3 separate regions of the Homo sapiens genome follow, and all the other regions are linked to region 2. The links are chromatin loops, found by intact Hi-C in ENCODE. Cell type or tissue: PC-3. All regions are shown on one strand.

Region 1 (2,500 bases), 85 kb after region 2:
GGAGGCGGCGTGGGCCGTTTGAATTTGTCAGGACTGTTGCTTCTCCGTGGTGAAGGCCTCTGCAGAGGGGACAGGAACAGCAAGTCAGTCTAGGTACAGGTGGATCTCATTCTACCTAACACAGCCTGACTTGGCACTGGGGCTAATCAAACACTAACCAACAAAGACAAGAAACCAGGGATTTCTTTCTTCATCCCTACTGGTTTCTGAACTAGTAATAAAATTTAAATAAGGCAGTGTTTACACTTCCACCTATGAAAAAGCTACATAAAATTACTGCACAACTTGTGTTGAACAAACTGCTGGACTTGGGTCCTTCAACGAGAGCTGTAAAATATCCCCTTAAATCTTTCTTTCCGTGTGTGTCACCAATTCCCTCTATTGCTTATCTCCAATAAGTTGTCCACATCCTGAAAGATACAGCTCAACAGAAATGTTTCTATGTTTGAGGCCGGGTGCAGTGGCTCACACCTGTAATCCTAGCACTTTAGGAGGTAGAGGTGGGTGGATAACCTGAGGCCAGGAGTTCGAGACCAGCCTGGCCAACAGGGCAAAACCCCGTCTCTATTAAAAATACAAAAAGCAGCCAGGTGTGGTGCCGTGTGCCTGTAATACCAGCTACTCGGGAGGCTGAGGCAAGAGAATCCCTTGAGCTCCGGAGGCGGATGTTGCAGTGAGCAGACATCATGCTGCTGAACTCCAGCCTGGATGACAGAGTGAGGAAAAAAAAAAAAAAAGTTCCTACTTTTACATAAAGTCCATCAAACTGGCCAAACAGCTTCAGAAATACCTTAAGTGCATTCTTAGAATAGGGTTCTTCTTTAAAATATTATAATTTATTCTTTGAAATATTGGTATTTCTGTTATTGGAAATACCCTTAATAATACTCTCACTCTACTAGCTACATTTCTAATGGCTCTATTAGTCAACTATATTGCCGACTCTAAAGAAAAAACTCCCTTGGGTAGAGTTGGAACCAGATGCACTTAAGCTTCCTTGTAATTCGAGGAGAGAAAATTCTGAGTAACATTACAAACAAGGCTAACTTCAGGAAGAATACTGAAGGTCAGTGAACTGTGAAGGTGCAGACAATAAATATCTTTAGACATTATGGCAACCAACAATAATGCAAGGAGCTGGCCAGAGTTCAATCAAAGCACTGGCCAGAGTTCAAATTATATTTCACAAAGGGTAATTTTTCATAGGAAGTGAAGTTAAAGTTTTGTCTCCTGGGAAGGATTTTAGTTTCAATACCAGAATTTGGTATCAAACTGTTTAAGTCTCTACAGTTTCAAGGTGAACGGATGGAGGAGGCAGGAAGAAGGGCAAATGTCTAAGGGCACCGATCCTGTTCTCCAGAACACCAGTCGGTACCACTTTCAGGAGTAAAGTGCTGCTTCCTACCCCACGGACACTTACTGTGATACCATGGGATGTTCCCATGTGCTGCACGTGAAGACCCGGGGAATTGTAATAAGACATTCCAGCTCTAGTCAGTGAAGTTGGTGGCGTGAAACCAACCGTGTGACTTGCATATGATAGACCTAAAATATAACAACAAATTAAGTATCATTTTAAGCTCAACTATCTGGTGTCTTCAACTATCTAGGAGGTTTTAAATCGCAGTAGTTCTCTATCACCCACAAAAATACAAACAGATGAAAAGAATGATGGGCTCACTAAATGGTGTGGATAACAAGGGAAATAAATGTTAATTCCTAGGATAGAACAGAGAGCCCAGAAATAAACTCACACGTATATGGTCAACTGATCTTCAAAAAGGGCACCAAGAATACACAACGGGGAAAGAGAACAGTCTCTTCAACAGATGGTGTTGGGAAAACTGGATATTCACATGCAGAGGAGTGACACTGGACCTTATCTCTTACACTATATACAAAAGTCAACTCAAAATGGATTAAAGACTTAACTATAAGACCTTAAACTATAAAACTCTTAGAAGGAAAATAGGGGAAAAGCTCCCTGACATTGATCTTAGCAATGATTTCTTGGATATGACATAGGCAACAAAAAAAAAAAGCAAAAACAAATACGTGGGACTACATTCAACTAAAAAGTGTCTGCGCTAAGGAAACTTTCAGTCAACAGACTGAAAAGGCAACCTATAGAATGGGAGGAGATATTTGCAAACCATATACCTGGTATGGGGTGAATATGCGAAATACATAAGTAACTCCTATGACTCAAAGCAAACAAACACACTCAAATAGTCCAATGAAAAAATGCACAGAGAACTTGAATACACATTTCTCTAAAAAAGATACACAAATGTGCTAATAGATATATGAAAAGACGATTATCACCACTAACCATCAGGGAAATGCAAATCAAAACCACAGTGAGATATCACCTCATAACTGTTAAGTTGGCCATTATTATTTTTTTTCTTATTCATTTTTATTATTATTATTATTATACTTTAAGTTTTAGGGTACATGTGCACAATGTGCAGGTTAGTTACATATGTATACATGTGCC
Region 2 (2,500 bases):
TATTCAGTTAATTCAAGATTTTTAAAAAACACATCAAAACTGTAGCCTAGAAAATTGACCAAAAATGTTATATCGAATAACTTACTATATAAGTAATATATTTAGCGTAAATCCTGACTAAACTTCGGGGATAGTTTGTGTTGGATAGACTAGGCACCCAGAAAACAAGGTAAAGCATTGATTTGCTTTTGACAGCCAAGTTTGTTCGTGGTTATCAGCTCTCTGGAAAGCCTCTGGGCGCTGCTGAAGCCAGAGCAGGTTACCTAGGGCGAACCAAAGATGGGGCATTAAGCACCAAGTCCTCCCAAGTGCTGGCTGAGGGTCCAGGTGGGCGCGGTGCCGGTGCCTCCTGCGGCGGTGGCGAAGGCTGGGCTCCCGCGCTCGCCCAGGGCTGCCGGGTGGTGCTGAACCTGGCGCCAACGTGCAGAATCCGCCGGCCCTGCGCGCTGCGCTCCACGTAGGTCAGGAGTACCCGCGGCGCCCCATTCCCAACCCTCCGGGGGCACCTGGTTGCTCGCGCTCCGGACCAAGGCAGTTGGAGGCCTTTCGGTCCTCTGGGAAATGGAGGCCCACCTGCATCACATGCACCTCTCCCTGCTCTTCCACCAGCAACCCTGGAAGCTCTCTGGAGTCCAGAGGCAGCTCTCTGGGGGGCCACCGTACCACCCCCAGGACCCCCTCCCTCTCTTTCAACTCCGTACAAAATGCCGCCTTCGGATTCCCGGGAAAACTTGCCCACTTTGTAGAAGCACCCCATCAAAAAGGGGGCGGCGAGGGGCGGGCGCACCGTGGACACTCGAAGCCCCCGGCACACACCCCAGACAAAAGCCCGGTTCCATGCTGCTCCACCGCCCCCTCCTACTGCTCCGAGTCGGAGTTACTTCTTGCCTCTAGGACGCTGGGCAGCAGGGGCTGCTGCCCACCTTTGGAACCCTCCCCGCAAGCTCCAGCCCTTTACCTGAGTCCCGGCCTCGGCGGGGCCTCCGGTGCTCAGCACCCGGCTCAGTGCCCCGTGCGGCCGGGCTGGTGGTGTGGTGGGGATCGCGGCCGCCGCTCTCCCCTGCAGCTCCGGGCCAGCCGGGCGGCTATTTATCCGAGCCAGCTGCGGCCCCGGCCCCTGCCGGAGTATTAGGCAATCGGTCCCGCTACGCGCTGCCCCGGGAGCCGCCGCCCTCTGCCCCCACAGACCCGCAGCGGCGGCGGCCACATGGAGCTGGGGAGCCGGCCCCCTTCTCTGAGCTCCACCTTCTCTTTCGCCTTCTCCTCCCCGGGGTTTTCCCTGCTGTCTTTTTCTCCCTTGTCTCTCTTTGCGGGGCACCCCGGCCAGTCTGAACCGGTTGTGACTGCGCGGGTGGTTGGGGGAAGGAGGAGGAGGAGGCGGAGGAGATGGAGGCGGAAAAGCGGGCGGTAGGGGCGCTGCGCCTGCTCCCGCTGCTCCCGGCCCGGCCAGGAGTAGGGAGGGCACTGCCCGAGCCGCGGCCCCGGCCCTACCAGGCCTGGAGCCACCAAAGCCACGAGAGAGGTGGGCGCCGTCGGCCAGGCGCCCTCTCGGTGCGCACACACGCGCGTCCCCAGGCGCCGCTGTGCCCCCGCCGCCCACCACGTGCCCTGGCCAAGCCCGCCAAGGGCCGTGCGCGTTTGGGGGGAGCCGGGGTGTACAAATGAATGCGAGTGTTCCTTGGTCTCCCTGGCTCCCGGGGCCGCTGGCGCCCTCCTGGCCGGAGCTGTATGCTCAGCTGGCAGTGGTCCCGGAGAAACGGGCACCAGAACTTTGTGGAGTCCGTGATCCTGGGAAGTGAGGAGTGAGGATGCCAAGTACAGTCCTTTGTGACAGCTCCGCGGGAAAGGAGGGCGTCCTGCGGTGCACACACACACACACACACACACACACACACACACACACACACACACACAGGCTGCTTCTAAGGACGTTCAGTCTGTCCTGCAGTTGAACTGCACTAACAATACTACCATTGGCAATACTATCTTTGGTAATGGGCTTGCGCGCAGAGATGGATGGCTGTTTTATCCCTCAGTCACTGCAGCAGCTGGGGGCTGTCCATAGGTACCAGTGGTTCGCCGGCCGTGGGAAACCTCCAAAGTGATATGCACTTTTTGTGTTCCTCTGTGTTTTTTCTGGGAAGCCGCACCACACTTTCTACTTCTTAAAGGGGACTGCGGCCATCAACCACCTTGATGAGAACTTCCTTTATACACTGAAGTGACAGGTCCTGGCCTAGACGAAGACTCTACACCTGGCAAAGGGTTGGTTTCAGAAGTGCTGATCAAGCTGCTGAGCCTCTGTTTCCTTGTCTATGAAATTACAAGAATCTTGCCTGTATCATGGAGTTTGTGTGAGATGAGAGTTTAAAAAACCTGTGGAGCCTAGGCAACCATGTCATGTTTTCTTACAGCACAAATGTGGTGGAGGTTCAGCCCTTTTGGCCCCCATCAGTCCTTTCTACTCAATTTATTGACTTTCAGGTTAGAGTGAAGAGAA
Region 3 (2,500 bases), 100 kb after region 2:
CTCTGCTACAGCACCCATCTCCCAGGACAGAGCTGACTAGCCCTGGCACTAGCTGTTGGACCCAGGCTGAGCCACTTAGACTACCTCTCCCAGGAATCTGAAATGGGGAACTGACATCTTTATGGGGATCCAGGGTCTGCTTCAGCTAAGTTCCCCGGAGCCATCAAAACTCTTGTCCTTCCAAGGTTATTCTTCACAGGATTCTGTGGCATACTCCACAACCTTCCAAAAAAAGAAAAACACGTCTTCCTTCCTCTTTTGACAACCTCCCCACCGCCCCCATTCCTTTCTGGTTTATCTCACACAGAATCTGCTACCAAGTAACCAGAATTATCTAATACAAAATGTGGTGTCTACCCATCTTCTTGCTTCATTTCTTTTCCTTGTCTTTGTCAATGAACTTGGGAAAAGTAAAATCTCCATATACTTCTCTTTTCTGAAAAGCAGCTACAAATTCAGTGGCCATGAGCACGTCTAAGAGAGTTTCCTGTAGGCTGCTGTTCCATATTGTCAGTTCGGTCCAAATTTAGGGAAGAAGGAGGGAGCTGAATGCCACAATGAGCATTTTTCTCCCACAGACTGACCCTATTTCAACTCTCAATGCCCATCAAATTAGTTTCAGTTTTAAGCAACTCTACAAAGGTCTGGCATTTTAGCCAATAAAGACTTCTGATAAGTATTCAATGATTTCCAAGACAGCATCATTACAGATATACAAAAGCTCTTGAATATCCTTATTTTAGAAATTCAAATAAAAATACCAAAATTATTAAACACTATTACGTGCACTAAACACTAAATCCCTTGGCTGTTTCAACATAGCCAGAAACCCCGCTGTCTAATCCAGACACAAAAATCTCTTTAATTGAAGGCATGCTGGGAAAATATTTACAAAGTACACTTTTAATATAAACGATTTAAATTATTTGATCCCAAATATGCAAGCATGCAGAATTTTTCACTTGGCTCTACAGGAAACAAAAGATTGACCCCTTGGAGTATTTGCTGTTTCTAGAACTAGAAGGGTGACTGTCAGAGCAAGCTGACTTTCTTTTCCATAATAGGACTCTTATAATGCCTTTTACAGGAAGGGTGCTGGAGACTACCATGAAATCCTTTGCAGAATTAACATTAGTGAGGCTCCAAGAACAATAACTTCAGAGAACATTGTCTTTCAAAGAAAAAATGGCAATCCTTTAGCATCGGGGAACTCAGCAGGGGGATCCTTAAACAATATATCTATAGATAAGAATGTCCCCTGCAGTGATCGGCTGGGAAGACTTCCTGGCAGTTCAGCAATTGACCTAGAAGACAGAGGCACAGAGAAGGCACCAGGTCCAACACCTCTGGGTGTCACTGACTCACACACAGAAGGCTGTCACCAGAGCATTCCTTGGCTGCCCCCTGCTGGCACACAGCCTCACCTGACCAGATTTGTTCCTATGAGTCCTCCTCCTTCCTCTTGCACACAGAACTCCCTAGTACTTAGGGGCCACAGCTTATATTTCCCCAGGTCTACAGCCATCTCCCAATATAGTAGGCCCTCACTTAACATCATCCACAGATCCTTGGAAACTGTGACTTTAAGTGAAACAACATATGTATGCCATAGGAACTTAACTCTTGTTTGTATCAGTTAGCCTACGGTAAAATTGGTTTGGTTATACAGAAAGTTGTTTCACTTAAAGTCTCAGTTTCCAAGAACCCAAGGATGATGTGAAGTAAGGACTTACTGTATTTTAGTCAAAGATGGTGTGAACTGCGGATGACTTCCACACAGATTCCAAAGAGGTGGCTCCCAAATGATCCAAAGATCTGCATGGCTTGCATTCCCTTCCAAGTTCACAGTTAGAAAATACCAGTGCCCAGACTATACCCCAAGCCAATTCAGTCAGAATTCCAAGGATGAGTCCTAGCCACTGGTCTATTAAAAGCTGGCCAGGCGATGCCAACGTTCAAACATTGCTGAGAACTGTTGAGAGAGAGGTTCAAGTTCAGATGCAGTCAAGCTTGGAGGGTGAGGAGCCACCTGCCATAGCTGCATCCAAAAGAGGCCCAGGTCATCTAACCTAAGGAGAATGCAAGGAATGGATGATGAAAAGTCACTAACACATCCTTTAGGCCCAATCCAATCACTGCAAGCAGCTAAGTGCCACTGCTGCTTCTTTAGTTCAGCTTTCTCTGTCCTCACAAAATCAGAAATAGCACTTACAAATGCCTCTGTTAGTATCTGCAGTCTCTTCAGACTAAACAGTGCAGTATGGAGATAGTAGTAAGCATACATTCTCCCCAAATTCCTTCTGAAATTTTTGCTAGGGGCACGATGGAGCAGTATAAAGGAGGAGGAAAAATGCAAACTGACAGCACGGGAAAAAGTTCAGGAAGGTGCTGAAAGATGTTTGTGTACTCACATGGTAAAAACTCAAAAATCTTAAAATAACTAATATTTGAGAACTATTTGATATATCTCATTTGATTTCCACCAAACACACATAGTAAT

Evidence for each region. A loop is a pair of places that touch in the nucleus more often than their neighbours do. Peaks named below come from ENCODE experiments on the same cell type or tissue, not always from the same donor. Only the 100,000 strongest peaks of a DNase experiment are listed, where the experiment ranks them.
Region 1: a loop joins it to region 2, with 4 times the contacts of the local background. A loop is called at or near these places in 11 of 110 quality-filtered maps.
Region 3: it touches region 2 in a loop (5-fold over the local background); 11 of 110 quality-filtered maps call a loop at or near these places.

What each region holds. Positions count from the first base shown.
Region 1 is chr10:59,793,053-59,795,552 of GRCh38, forward strand. CCDC6 (coiled-coil domain containing 6) reads right to left here. Exons shown (of 9, transcript NM_005436.5): 8 at 1,421-1,545; 9 at 1-59. Among named protein-coding and RNA genes, the nearest start is that of MRLN, 41 kb to the left of the region's middle. In PC-3, no CTCF peak of the experiment used is centred here; DNase peaks (open chromatin) are centred at 1,019 and 2,179; H3K4me3 peaks cover 347 bases; H3K27ac peaks cover 2,098 bases.
Region 2 is chr10:59,708,521-59,711,020 of GRCh38, forward strand. It overlaps SLC16A9 (solute carrier family 16 member 9), which reads right to left and starts at 1,330. Exons shown (of 6, transcript NM_194298.3): 1 at 959-1,330. RefSeq lists an enhancer at 473-672 and silencers at 903-962, 1,103-1,172, 1,403-1,672. In PC-3, CTCF peaks have their summits at 1,407 and 1,608; a DNase peak (open chromatin) is centred at 1,331; H3K4me3 peaks cover 2,101 bases; H3K27ac peaks cover 1,505 bases.
Region 3 is chr10:59,808,151-59,810,650 of GRCh38, forward strand. The region is part of intron 5 of CCDC6 (coiled-coil domain containing 6); the gene reads right to left. Among named protein-coding and RNA genes, the nearest start is that of MRLN, 56 kb to the left of the region's middle. In PC-3, a CTCF peak has its summit at 1,415 (motif pointing left); a DNase peak (open chromatin) is centred at 1,401.